Regions from separate parts of the Homo sapiens genome. Here region 1 is linked to region 2. The links are chromatin loops, found by intact Hi-C in ENCODE. Cell type or tissue: prostate gland. All regions are shown on one strand. Each heading gives the region's core, and the rest is flanking DNA. Links, peaks and the distances in the headings are about the cores only.

Evidence for each region. A loop is a pair of places that touch in the nucleus more often than their neighbours do. Peaks named below come from ENCODE experiments on the same cell type or tissue, not always from the same donor. Only the 100,000 strongest peaks of a DNase experiment are listed, where the experiment ranks them.
Region 1: it touches region 2 in a loop (4-fold over the local background); 11 of 110 quality-filtered maps call a loop at or near these places.

Annotation. Positions count from the first base shown.
Region 1 is chr2:127,694,653-127,697,565 of GRCh38, forward strand. No RefSeq gene overlaps it. Among named protein-coding and RNA genes, the nearest start is that of SFT2D3, 5.4 kb to the right of the region's middle. In prostate gland, for the core only: a CTCF peak has its summit at 1,228; a DNase peak (open chromatin) is centred at 1,229; H3K4me3 peaks cover 431 bases.
Region 2 is chr2:127,507,460-127,510,372 of GRCh38, forward strand. The region is part of intron 2 of IWS1 (interacts with SUPT6H, CTD assembly factor 1); the gene reads right to left. Among named protein-coding and RNA genes, the nearest start is that of IWS1, 18 kb to the right of the region's middle. In prostate gland, for the core only: no CTCF peak of the experiment used is centred there; a DNase peak (open chromatin) is centred at 1,422; H3K27ac peaks cover 617 bases.

The sequences.
Region 1 (2,913 bases), core at 206-2,705, 190 kb after region 2:
TTCAAGGGATTCTCCTGCCTCAGCCTCCGGAGTAGCTGGGACTACAGGCGCGCACCACCACGCCCAGCTAATTCTTGTATTTTTGGTAGAGACAGGGTTTCCGCATGTTGGCCAGGATGGTCTTGATCTCTTGACCTCGTGATCCGCCCACCTCGGCCTCCCAAAGTGCTGGGATTACAGGCGTGAGCCACTGCATCTGGCCATGACAATAAAGTATTTAAATGTTTATTTAAAATCAACAGAGAAGGAAAATAATTGTACAGAAATTAGCCCTTTCTAAATGAGTTTTTTCTTTCCTTTTTTTTTTTTTTTTTTTTTGATTTAGGGTCTCCCTCTGTCGCCCAGGCTGAAGTGCAGTGGTTAAGATCTAGGCTCACTGCAGCCTTGACTTCCCCAGCTCAAGCAACCCTCTCGCCTCAGCCTCTGCAGAAGCTGGGACCACAGGCGCGCGCCACTGTGCCCGGCTAATTTCTTGTATTTTTGTAGAGACGGGGTTTCATCATGTTGGCCAGGCTGGTCTTGAACTCCTGGGCTCATGACCTGCTGGCTTCAGCCTCCCAAAGTGCTGAGATTACAGGCGTGAGTCACTGCGCCTGGCCCATAGCTGTTTTTATTAAGCCAAAAATATTAACCCAGTCACATTTGTCTAAATAACAAGATTTTGAATTCTTAAAACATTTCTGAGTCAGTTTTTATGAAAATAATTTTCCTTTTTGACCATTAACATATTAGAAGTTACATTTCCCCAACTTCTGAAAAATTCGGGACTATTCCATTTATATAAGGTGCTTATTTATCTCTAAGGCTATCAGAACAGGGCCCCTTTAGCGATTTTAAATCTAATCTAGCGGGGTAGGGCTGCAGCCAAAAGCACGTGAGAGCGGCCCGCGGCCGGCGGGGTCCCGGGACAGGCCCGCGCGGGGCCGAGGTGCCAGGGCCCCCAGAGAGCGGGACGGGCGGTGCCAACTGGACAAGCCGACGCTACGAAGGCCTGAGGGACAGCGAGGCATCCTGGGAGGCGCCCTGGCTCAGACGCTCCTGTGGGAGGGCGTCTGCGTCCTCAGTTTCCCCAGGACGCGTAAGGAGAAAACCGGGGGAGGGCCCCGCACGCCGCTGCCCCCCCACGTCCAAGAGCCCGACCGTTCGCCCGCGCCCCTCGAGGAGTCTGCCCATCCCCAGCAGCACGCGAGCGCCGCCAGCGCTCCCTGGGCACCCGCTCGCACTCAAGTGCAGGCAGCGTGGTGACAATGCCAACTGCGCCCCCTATCTCTGACAGGCTCCAGAGGGGCAGTGGGAATACAGTAGCTACATGTGGCTATGATAAATATATATTAATAGTATATTATGTATGTTACATATAATAATGTGGGTACATTATGATGTTTTAAATATAATTCAATATAAATAATGAATTAACTAAAGTTAATTAAAATTTAAAATTCAGTTCCTCAGCTGCCCCGCAGGTGCAGAGGCTACATGTGGCTGCTGGTCACTGCCTTGGCCGGAGCACCTCCCTCAGTGCAGAAGCTCTATGAGCCAGTGGCCACGGAGAGGCTCTGCTGCCCCAAGGTCGGGGGGACAGGAGACATCATTTTGTGGCAAGTGCTTTGGCACTGTGCCTGAGGAAGATCACCAGGGCCAGGCGACCAACCCAGACAGTGACTGAGCCATGATGAATCAGCCTGGTGAGCCAACATTTGCCACAAAGCCTGAGCCACCCAACTTGAGGTCACCCGGAAAAGCCAAGGCAATGAAGACAGTGACAGGGGCTGGGAAGCAGGACTCAAAGAAATGAGACTTGAGAAGACCATCACCACGCAAGCAGTTAGGTATTCTTTTAAAAATTAGTAAATAAAAGAAGAAACTATAACTGCGAGACCAGCGCATACTGGGCCTACCTTGTTGATGACAGAATGTCGCATTGCTTTGTAGGTACAACAGAGCCAAAACTGCAAGCCATGTTGCCCAGGCATGCACAATGGAACAAGCTTTGACCTCTAACAATACCCAGAACCAATGACTCCTCCCCTCGGAACAAAGAAGACCAGGACAGGACTGGAACCTGAACATGGAAATCTTTCAGAAGCAGGGATGCGTCAGCCTGGGAGACTGGGGCCCAAATCTACCTTGACAAACCTTTCCATAAATCGTTAAATTTGAAGCCCGCCAATCAGACCCTGCCAAGCCAACACTGCTCAATCACTTCCCTTGCCCTCTGATCCCTTAAAGCTTACCCCAGACCTCAAACTGGGGAGACAGATTTGAGCCCCACTCCTGCCTCCTTGCTTGTCAGTTTTGCAATGAAACCTTTCTTTTCTCAAAAGCTGCTGCCAGTGTTACTGGTTTCGCTGTGCCTTGAGCAGTGAGCCCATTTGTTTGATAACAAAACTCCTCAAGGCATTGGCAATGTCACCAGTCAGTGACAGGGCTGTGTGGGCCCTGAGGACTGACCTGGAGGAAGGGGATGCTTGGGAGAGGGAGGGGAAGGAGCAGTAGACAGAGGTCCACCCAGCAGAGAGCCCAGGCTCAGCAAAGCCACAGAAGAAGGGAGTCTCCAAACTGCTAGGTCCAGAGGGACCCCACAGAGCATCGGGGAGAGCCACAGGGGCGTAAGGCAGGGCCTAGAAGGCTGGGTGGCAGGCAGGGAATTAGAATTTAATCTGTAGGAAATAAGGAGCCACTGAAGAATAGTAGATAAAGAGGACATTACTAGATTTCAGTTTTGAAAGGGGGCACTGGTGGGCCTGGTGCGGTAGCTCATGCCTGTAATCCCAGCACTTTGGGAGGCTGAGGTGGGCGGATCACTTGAGCTCTGAAGTTGGAGACCACCTGCACCATCTGTGGAAACCCCGTCTACAGGCAGGCGCCTGTAATCTCAGCTACTCCAGAGGCTGAGGTGGGAGAATCGCTTGA
Region 2 (2,913 bases), core at 280-2,779:
CACTCAACACAGTACTGTATTAGATTCCTTGTCAGTCACAAGCTCTATTATCCCACTGAAACAGGCACTTATCTATTAAAACGGTATTAGGACTTGAGAGATATCATAGAATCTTACAATTACCGTACAATAGTCTGTATGTTGCCTAAAGTTTACTTTAGCCACACTTCATAATTTAAAAGAATGCAGATGGAAAATTTAACTATCTAGATTGTAAGCTCTAGGAAGGCAGACATATTTTGGTTTGTTTTCCTGAGGTATCCTCAGAGTGCAGAATGGTCTCCAGAACATACACACACTAGGTAGAGTTCGAGCATTCCTAATCTGAAAATTCAGACAACTCCAAAATCTGAAACTTCTTGAGCACTGACATGACACCACAAGTGGAAAATTCCACACATAAGCACCCAACACAAACTTTGTTTCATGTGAAAAATTATTTAAAATAATGTGTAAAATTACCTTCCAGCTATGTATATAAGACACATGAATTTCGTGTTTAGACTTGGGTTCCATCGCCAAAATAGCTCACTCTGTATAAGTAAATATTCCAAAACTCGAAAAAATTCTAAATCCAAAACACTTCTGATTTGAAGCATTTTGGATAAGGGATACTCAACGTGTATTTGTTAAATGAGTAATAAAGGCCTTAAGTGGGAATAACATAAGGTGAGGAAAAATTAATCCAACAAGAATGTATTTCATGTCTACTACGTGCAAGACACCAAGAATCCAGGCGGAGTATGTCACAGGGCCTGACCTTAAGAGCTGCTGTCTGATGAGGAGCCAGCCAAGCATACTGTAACAGTATAGTGTGACATGCACTATTCACAAAGTATGTATATGATATTTCAAAAGTGTACTGGAAGTGCATCTATATGAAACTGAGCTGCAAAAAAAAGGTGTGCAGACAACAGGCATGTTTGCATGCAGTTTGTGATGGCTGAGTTAAGACGGGAGGGTGGGGAGAGGCATACAGTACCAGCAGAGGCAATTAAAGCAGGAGGCAAAAAGGAAAATTATAATTGGCTTTTGGAATGCTCTCCATGATATATCCATCACATAACTCTAACACCATTTCTATGTGTGACTTGATTTATTTTAGTTGAAACTACAGAAATCATCTCTAGCTAAGTCCAGAAAAAAAGAACAATCTTCTCAGGATCAAAGTCAGTTGAATGACTAAACACTTGGGAAGGTTAAGTACCAACGCAGCACAGAGAGCTTAGAAAAGGGAACTCAAGGATCATTTTACTAGAGTACCATCAGTAACATGACTCAGCTATACCCTGTCTAGAACCTAAATTATAAATCCCCAAGAGAGATGACTTAACTGGCCAAGGCAATATTAGAAACTGTGACTCAATCAGTTACAGCTGGATCGGGGCACAGCACTGGGAGTCACTCCCAAAGAAGTGAGAGACACTGGGCAGTCATCCAAAACTCACCCGCTACACTCTACCCCAGATTTCCTGACACATGGTGTAGCATTCCAAAACAAACCCTTACAAGGACACTGCATAAGACAATGATTGTAAAATTTAGGAATCCTCATGAATTTTTTATGAGTTTCACGAAAACATAGCATTATGTATGGCATGACAGGGCAAAAAAGGGGAGAAATCACTACAGTAAAGAAGTACTAGTTTAATAGACTCGAGCTAAAGAATACACTTAGACAACACCACCACAGAATTTGGGACGAGTATGCTGGAAATTATACAGTTAAGCTTAAAAGTTATCAAAACAATATCCAAAGTTTTTAGAGTGGTTTTGGCAATTAAATTGCAAGCTTAAAAAAAATCCAAAAGACAGTTTTTTAAAAGTCAGATGAGTACAACAAACCAACAGTTGAAACTGACATTTAATGTCATTTCTAAAATAATGTAACACATTTCCTAGTTGTAATGGTAAAAGAAATTGAGCACTCAGAAGGTCCTTAGATGCTTTAGAAACATCTATAATGCCGCCGGGCGCAGTGGCTCACGCCTGTAATCCCAGCACTTTGGGAGGCCGAGGTGGGCAGATCACGAGGTCAGGAGATTGAGACCATCCTGCCTAACATGGTGAAACCCTGTCTCTACGAAAAATGCAAAAAATTAGCTGAGTGTGGTGGCGCACTCCTGTAGTCCCAGCTACTTGAGAGGCTGAGGCAGGAGAATCACTTGAACCCAGGAAGCGGAGGTTGCAGTGAGCCAAGATCGTGCCACTGCACTCCAGCCTATGTGACAGAGCAACACTCCATCTCAAAAAAAAAAAAAAAAAAAAAAAAGCCATCGATAATGCCTCATACCTCCTTCTTAGCCATCATTCACACTGCAGTTATAAATCACTGGTTATCCATCATAATAAACAATCTTGTTTATCTCAGTCTACAAAGAATAACCACACTTCTTATGACCAGGGCCACAATACACAGAGAGATAACTGACATTCTTAAACTGCAAAGTAAATAAAACTGCTATAAATCAAATAATAATTTGTAAAGTATTCAAATTTCAAAGTATTATATCGTCAAATGGAAACGTGTATAGACCCAAATAACTCAGGACACTTTGTTTCTTCTTTACTGGTGAGAAGTGTCAAACTCAAAGTACTTGATGTTGCATACTACTCTACCATTATAAACTGGTAAAATGCTCAACACTAAACCACACAGTACATTCCATGAGGAAATATCTATAGGACCATTTTCAAAAACATGTTTCACGGGACCTTAGTTCCAGAAGATATAGCTGAAACTATCATACTGGACTTTGTCAATGCGTATCAGTTTAATGAGCATGAAAGAATCTGAGAAACCCTGCAGTAAAATACATAATGCTGTCAATCCAATGTAGTTCCTGGAGTGTTGCAACACTCTGAGAAACTCCCAAGCACACACTTAATATAATGAAGCTATAAACCAGAATG